Linked DNA regions of Homo sapiens: regions 1 and 3 are each linked to region 2. The links are chromatin loops, found by intact Hi-C in ENCODE. Cell type or tissue: IMR-90. All regions are shown on one strand. Region 1 has its middle 21 kb from the start of MIS18A. Region 2 overlaps HUNK (hormonally up-regulated Neu-associated kinase). Region 3 overlaps HUNK (hormonally up-regulated Neu-associated kinase).

Evidence for each region. Peaks named below come from ENCODE experiments on the same cell type or tissue, not always from the same donor. Only the 100,000 strongest peaks of a DNase experiment are listed, where the experiment ranks them.
Region 1: a loop joins it to region 2, with 4 times the contacts of the local background. A loop is called at or near these places in 2 of 110 quality-filtered maps.
Region 3: it touches region 2 in a loop (3.0-fold over the local background); 2 of 110 quality-filtered maps call a loop at or near these places.

The regions. Positions count from the first base shown.
Region 1 is chr21:32,257,125-32,259,624 of GRCh38, forward strand. It overlaps a transcript of MIS18A not described here. Among named protein-coding and RNA genes, the nearest start is that of MIS18A, 21 kb to the right of the region's middle. In IMR-90, a CTCF peak has its summit at 1,414 (motif pointing left); a DNase peak (open chromatin) is centred at 1,387.
Region 2 is chr21:31,944,365-31,946,864 of GRCh38, forward strand. It overlaps HUNK (hormonally up-regulated Neu-associated kinase), which reads left to right. Exons shown (of 11, transcript NM_014586.2): 4 at 1,672-1,807. Among named protein-coding and RNA genes, the nearest start is that of HUNK, 73 kb to the left of the region's middle. In IMR-90, no CTCF peak of the experiment used is centred here; a DNase peak (open chromatin) is centred at 1,457; H3K27ac peaks cover 1,752 bases.
Region 3 is chr21:31,889,708-31,892,207 of GRCh38, forward strand. The region is part of intron 1 of HUNK (hormonally up-regulated Neu-associated kinase); the gene reads left to right. Among named protein-coding and RNA genes, the nearest start is that of HUNK, 18 kb to the left of the region's middle. In IMR-90, no CTCF peak of the experiment used is centred here; a DNase peak (open chromatin) is centred at 984; H3K27ac peaks cover 596 bases.

The DNA of each region.
Region 1 (2,500 bases), 310 kb after region 2:
TTAAGTTTCGACTGGTTATGGCTTCGCTAAGGGGGACATAGCGATTGAGGAGAGAGGACAGGGGAACTTGAGCAAGTGAAATGACTATAGCAAGACATCTGTCTTCTTCACAGAGAGTAACTCAAATGATGGCAAAAGGAATAACCAGTGCACTTTAATAATGAAGATTCTTGGTGAAATGTTGGCAGCCAGAGATGCTGTTAAATAAAATGTTCACGTGCCCATGTTTTAATCCAGTTCAGAATTCCATGAGCTGATTCAAGAATTTCTTCAAGACATGCACCTGGTGCCACCTACAACTGTTCATTACACAGCAGCAGCAAATGTGGGCGGCTCTTCTATTCTAAGCTTCTTTTGTGGTCTTGGTTCTCTAATGGGCAGAATATTGTCTATGTCCATCAGATTACAAATGCCTTAGATGAGCCTCTATCAGCTATCAATCGAGGTTTCCATTTCAAATCAATACCTAATTAAAATAACAAAACATTTCTGATTGCTTTTTTAGATTACTTTTAAAAGGAAACCTACGGAGCATCCTAATCCAACCCCTTCTTTCTACAGATGAGGAAACCTAGCCTGGGAGATGGACGCCAGGGATGTGAAATTGCTCCAGTTGTTGGAGGCTCCGTAGGACACACACCCCAAGGCTCCAGGACTCCCAGTGTGCTGGAACCTCACAGAACTACCACTTTGCCTCTGCATAATCACTTAATGCACGAGTATTTTTTTAATCTGTTTCAGCAAATGGAAGTCTGGCATAAAATGTAGTTGCCTGAGTTCACTTTAAAGCTTTGGACAATGTTGTCGTCTAAATAATGTGCTTTGGATGTCTTGACCCATAACAAGATAGCACTGTTCCTTAATCTTTCCAAAGGAATCTATAGCATTAATACAGATAGAGGGTTCCTGCCAAGTCTCGTGTGAGTCAGACACATTAGCAAGGTGATCAGAAATGTCCTTATTCCGGAAGACTGCCACCTCTCAGCCGGCAACTCCAAACTGAGCTGGCAAACACAGCATTAAGGACTCAGAAAGCATTGGGGGAGGGGATTTAGTAACAAATCTGAGTCATGAAAACAGAAAACGACTGAAAGAGAAAACATAATTAACTTCCAGTGTAGAATGCTAGTGCCTTGGGGAAAATCCTGTGCAAGTGTAGATGTAAGCAATTTTAGGGACGAATACCGAAAAAGCTGTTAGCAGTCTGATGGGGGCTGCATCGGGGACGGGGGGCCTTGACTATTATTTTATTTTAATTAAGAATGTTGGTTACAGGAGTGAAGGGATAAAGTCAGGTTGCAATGAGGCAACCTTCCTGTTGGACAGGGCCTCCTGCAGCTACTGAGTTTCCCACTGTGGTTGTGAACAGGCTGGACACGATGAATGTTTACATGGTGAAATGCGGCCCCTTGTGGCCTGATTGGGGAAACAAAACAAAAAGTCCGACTCACAGCCTGAGAGTGATACTAACCTACTTTACAGCATGTCAAACAGTGACACTGAAAAAATGACTACGGTACTCAGCAAAATTAGTAATCACACCAAAACGCACCAACATATAAAAGAACCATTTTATTCAAGAAAGCCGGGAAGAACTGTCCCCTAAGTCAGCTCGTGTCACACTTGAACGTGCCTGGGGACCACCTAGCATCTTGTTGCAGCAGCACAGGTTTGGTTCAGCGGGCCTGGATGAGGCGTGAGGGTCTGCATTTTATTTATTTATTTATTTATTTATTTATTTATTTATTTATTTACTTACTTACTTACTTACTTAGAGATAGGCCTGTTGCCCAGGACGGAGTGCAGTGGTAAGATAACAGCTCACTGCAGCCTCGACCTCCCAGGCTCAAGCAGTCCTCTCACTTCAGCCTCCAGGGTGGCTGGGACTGCAAGTGCACGCTACCACTGCTAACTTTTTAATTTTTTCGTAGAGTCTTGCTGGTCTTGCTATGTCGCCCAGGCCAGTCTCGAACTCCTAGACTCAAGCGATCCTCCTGCCTCGGCCTCCCAAAGTGCCAGGATTTCAGGTGGGAGCCACCGTGCCCAGCCAGGGTCTGCATTTCTGATAAGCCTCAGGCAATGCCCACCCTGAGAGTGGCCAGGGGCTCGAGGGAAGGGTTGGCCAGGTCTCCTCTGTCAGGGCCTCCTCGCTCCAAGACCGCAGGCCTCTGGAGGGCATTCTCTGCCTCGCCTTGGCCTCCCAGGGGTTACAATTCTTTCCCACACCCAAGCACTGAGAAGGCTGGGGAGCCACTTTTCTTTCGCATCTTCAAGCTCAAGGGCCTCCTTACCTCAGCTCAAGGTCATCATTTCCCCCTAAGAAAGAGTATCCTGTGAGGAGACAGCCCACTCCCTGACACCTTCCTAGCCTACTCTGGACCTTCCTACTTCAGGAAGCAACCATTCCAGGACGGCATCTGACTGTGTCTTATGGATTCCGCATTCATGAAAGCCACAGGTTTCTTTCTTGATCACTGAAAGCAGCAGGTGGTTTTCAATG
Region 2 (2,500 bases):
CACTGTCCCCGGCAGATTTTTCTTCTTATAAAAATATTCACCCCCTTTTCTTCCCGTTTCAGTGATCCTGAGGGGTGGGGTCTGAGAACAGGGTTTCTCAGGTTCTTTTTAACTGATATCTCCTCCTAAGGTGGGAATCCAGAGACAGTCCCACACCCATGACTCCTGAAGGACTTATCTGGGACAGGGTTTGTGGGGTCTATGGGTCTGGCTGGGTTGATGGGAAAGGAAATGGGGTGTGGGGGGAGGGTTGGGGAGGGAAGAGTAAGGGAGTCAAGGAGGAGAAGGGGAGGGAGGTTAAGGGAGAAATATGGAATCATAAAAAAACAAAAGAAGAGCTCAGTGTTTGGACATGCAGCATGCCTGGTTGGTTTGCTTGCCATTCCCTCTTATAGTTTGGGCTGAAGAGTCTGGGTGATATTTAGAGTCTTCAAGAGTTTTCTGAGCTCTGCTTAGATGAGATTCTTTTTAGAAAAGCTTAACGCAATGACTTTTGGAAAACATTTTGGCTGTGACATCTTGATCCATGGTGTGCAATTAACTTCACAGACTGGACTGTATTTCTCCTTCCCTGAGATTTCCTACAACGTTCCTAATGGTCATGTGCCTTGCAGGTGGAGACATGTTAGAGTGAGGTGAGAATACATTCGTGAAACTGGACATAAATACTGCCGATTGAGAAAGTGCGAGAGTTTTGTTCAAGACTGGAAGCCTGTCTCTGCCTGAGCCCTGCAGCCCGAGTCTTCTGTTTGTGGGGGATGGACCATAATATTTACATTGAAGTTCAAAGGATGAGCTGCGATCTTAATTCTGAGATCAACAAAGATTAAGGAAAGATTCAGATGAGGGCATAACAGTAACAGCTCTTTAATTACCTGTCAGTTTCAGTATCTTTAAGATCAAAAGATAAACATGGCGCAGAAGGCATAATAGACCCAAAGTCACTCGATGCAGTGGGCTTTCTCCCCCCTCTTCCTGGGCATCTTAATCATCCAGGAACAAAGCAGTGCCATGAGGTCGCTTAGTCTAGTTTGCATTGCCATCTTTCTGGTGCTACTTTTCCAGCCAGCATTCAGGGTTGTTTAAACTGTTGGGTGTATTTTTCCCCTCTTCAAGTCACTATATGTGCTGCATAACTTAGGGGGAATTTTTAAAAGACTTTCATGAAACGAAAACATTCAGCTGAAAAAGTCAACTGTAAGTGGCTGGATTGCATGTCACTGAGGGTGACACAGGCAGCCAGAGAGAATCAATCTTCCCTCATCTTTTCCCCACTTGGCAGCTTGGGAGCTAACTCAAATCCCCTCTGCTTGTTCTTTCTTCCTGCCTTCATCCTAGAAAGCGAATTCTCTCTTTTTTTCCTGGATGACTCATTTACAAGATTGGATGGAAATAGGTTTTAGTTCAGCATACTGTTTGCTCTAACTGGCTTTAACAGTGAGGCCCGATGTCAAATGCTCTCAGCTAAGCCAGGGAATTCTTTTGCCTTGAGTCTCGTATCCAGACGTTATGGTTTGCAGCTGCTACAGTTTTCTTTAGGATGCTAAATGATGTGTTAGCCTGAGAGAATGTTTCCTTTCCTGCTGCCCTTTTTATTTTTCCTTTTGTTCCTCCCTCTTCATTTCCGCAGTTTTCTAATTCGGAGCTTGTTTTGTTCACCTCTCTTTGCAGACTTTGGTTTGAGCAACTGCGCAGGGATCCTGGGTTACTCGGATCCGTTCAGCACACAGTGTGGCAGCCCTGCCTACGCTGCACCTGAACTGCTCGCCAGGAAGAAATACGGCCCCAAAATCGATGTCTGGTCCATGTGAGTTATCAAGCTTCTGAAAGTCAGTGTTCCTCCTGCTGTCTCCACCGTGCCTTCCTTATGAAATCATGCCTGAGTATTGGATGGCATGTATAGGTGACAGGCCCAGGAGTATGTCATCAGGGATTCTTTGGGGCCTGGCTTTCCATCTCTGTTCCTTCTGTTTTTTTCTGCACAAACTGTCAGAGTGGCCTTTACCAAAATTCACTGCGGTGCTGAGAAGAGAAGAAAACCACGTCCTGCCCTCACAGAGCTCACATTCTGGCTCTGCGACTCATTTATGCCCCATCCTCCTGCCCTTAGCTTCCCATCGCCCTCTGTGTGAAGCTCCATCCTGCTGCCTGGCCTGTGCTCCTTGCGGGACTTGCTCGCCCATCTCTCCTACCCCCTGTCCTGCTCACAGTTCTTCAGACATATTGACCTCCCTTTTGTCGCTCCCACCTCTGGGCTTGTTTTTTTTTGAGGCAGAGTCTTTCTCTGTCGCCCAGGCTAGAGTGCAGTCGTGTGATCTCAGCTCACTGCAACCTCCCCTTCCCAGGTTCAAGTGATTACCCTGCCTCAGCCTCCCAAGTAGCTGAGATTACAGGCATGCACCACCATGCCCAGCTAATTTTTGTATTTTTAGTGGAGACGAAGTTTCACCATGTTGGCCAGGCTGGTCTCAAACTCCTGACCTCAGGTGAACCACCCGCC
Region 3 (2,500 bases), 55 kb before region 2:
TCTCTGGAGGGAAGGTGCTGGATGGCTATTTTACTCCCACCTAATTTATTACTCTGAGATGCTTTTTCCAAGATCAAGAATGAGCTTTTTATCATAAAGGCCATTAAAGCAGCTGAGAAAGTACCTGAGAATGTGCGGGGTAACAGATAGTTTCTTTCCAGTGTTCAGACTTAGAATTATGTCCTCCAGATTTCAAAGGGACATATTACTCAACAGTGCATTTATTTTTAAAAAGTCTAATATAAATCAGTGTTTTTTCTATGATCAACTATAAATATTTTAAAAATAATATATTTTTAAGTATTTTTGACCAAGCATTAAGAATTTTAAAATTCTTTAAATCAGTTAAGTCACAGGTATATTCCAGAATAGTTGAGATTTTTAACAGATCAAAAGAAGTCTTGGGCTCATATTTGATAGTTGCCATCTAAATCATGGCCACTTATACATACTTTTTTATTGTCAACTTTGCCACTTGTTACTATACTAATCACATTGCATTATCCATTCTCTCTGTTTTAGATACCTTTTTTTTTTTTGAGACAGAGTCTCGCTCTGTTGCTCAGGCTGGAGTGCAACGGCACAGTCTCGGCTCGCTGCAACCTCTGTCTCCCGGGTTCAAGCGATTCTCCTGCATCAGGCTTCCAAGTAGCTGGTATTACAGGCACCCACCTCCGTGCCCAGCTAATTTTTGTATTTTTAGTAGAGACGGGATTTCACCATGTTGGTCAGGCTGGTCTCGAACTCCTGACCTCAGGTGATCCACTCTGCCTTGGCCTCCCAAAGTGCTGGGATTACAGGCATGAGCCACCGCGCCTGGCCGGTAAATATTCTTTTAAAGTTTGATTTTTGGTGATGCATAGCATTCCATTATTTGGAGTTGCTGTAATTTTTAAATCCAGTTCCCAATTGTTGGACATTGAGGTTGTTACAAAATTTTCCCTGGATACATGATACTGCTGTTGCTATCCTTGTATGTTCATCTCTGAGTCATTCCTTAACATAAATACTTGGAAGGCTTTTGACATATTGCCACATTGCACTTCAGAAAGGTTGTACCAAGTGACACAACAGATATGAAAGTGACTTTTTAACTGAGCATTTTGATAATTAGGCTAATCATAATTTGTGTACTTGATTGAAAATGTGTTTCTTCTTTTATGAACTGTTACTAGTAATTTTCCCCTATCTTTCTCCTGTTTATCTTATTGGTTTATAGAAACTCTTTTCAGATTACAGATATTAGCTTTTTAATCTTTTGTTTAAAAAAAAAAAAACTTTAGACAAATTAAATTTGACGGTTTAATTAGCAAAGAATGATTTGAGAACCGAGCACCCCCCAGCCCTGGCCCCCAACCAGACAAAATGGAAGTGAGGTACAGAAACAGGCTGGATGTGGTGGCTCATGCCTGTAATCCCAGCACTTTGGGAGGCCGAGGTGGGTGGATCACTTGAGGTCAGGAGTTTGAGACCAGCCTGGCCAATGTGGCAAAACCCTGTCTCTACTAAAAATACAAAAATTAGCTGGGCGTGGTGGCCCACCCCTGCAATCCCAGCTACTTGGGTGGCTGAGGCACAAGAATAGCTTGAACCCAGGAGGCGGAGGTTGCAGTGAGTGGAGATTGCGCCACTGCACTCCAGCCTGGGCGACAGAGTGAGACTGTGTCTCAAACAAACAAACAAAAAGAAAAGAAACAGCTGGATTGCTTATAGCTTGGCATTTGCCTTATTTGAACATACGAACACACCCGTGATTGGCCCAGACTCTGACTGGTACAAGAGCAGGTTACATTTAATAATACTGTTAAATGTATTATTGCACATCTGTTTACACATCCTGTTAGGATCCTGTTTACACATACAAGTGAGGTTACAGTTCACTATGTGCAGAGAAACCATTAGGCTGAACTTAAAATATGTAAGAAAGCATCTTTAGCTAAACTTTATTTAACACTTTGTTATGTTGCGAATATTGTCTCCCAGGTGATCATTTGCCTTTTGATTCATCTTATGGTGCTTTTATTTTAGGAAGGGGGCAAAGGCACATGGAAATTTTGTGTTTTGTCTAACCAATCCAGTAGTCTTTTATCTTTAGTTTTCTCTTATTGCTTTTATGCATAAGTAAACTAGAGGGCTTGTTGTTGGTTTTGTCTTATAAATGATCAGTGGGTCCAGTGTTTCATAGTTGTCTGCAGAAAAATCTTTGCATTGGGTAGGGATATTTGACTATATATTCTAATCCGTTACATAATGATTTAACCTGTTGGTGTTATGTACTAAAGCACAGGCTGTGGGGGCTGACAGCTTGGGACTCCTATCTGCTTTCTGCTACTTGGTATCTGTGTGATCTTGGGCACAGTGTTCAAAAACTCTAAACTTCAGCTTCTGTATCTGCAAAATGGTGACAAAGATACCTCATGGTATTCAATGAGAATTTGGTTAAAAAAAAAAAAAAATATATATATATATATATAGAGAGAGAGAGAGAGAGAGAGAGAGA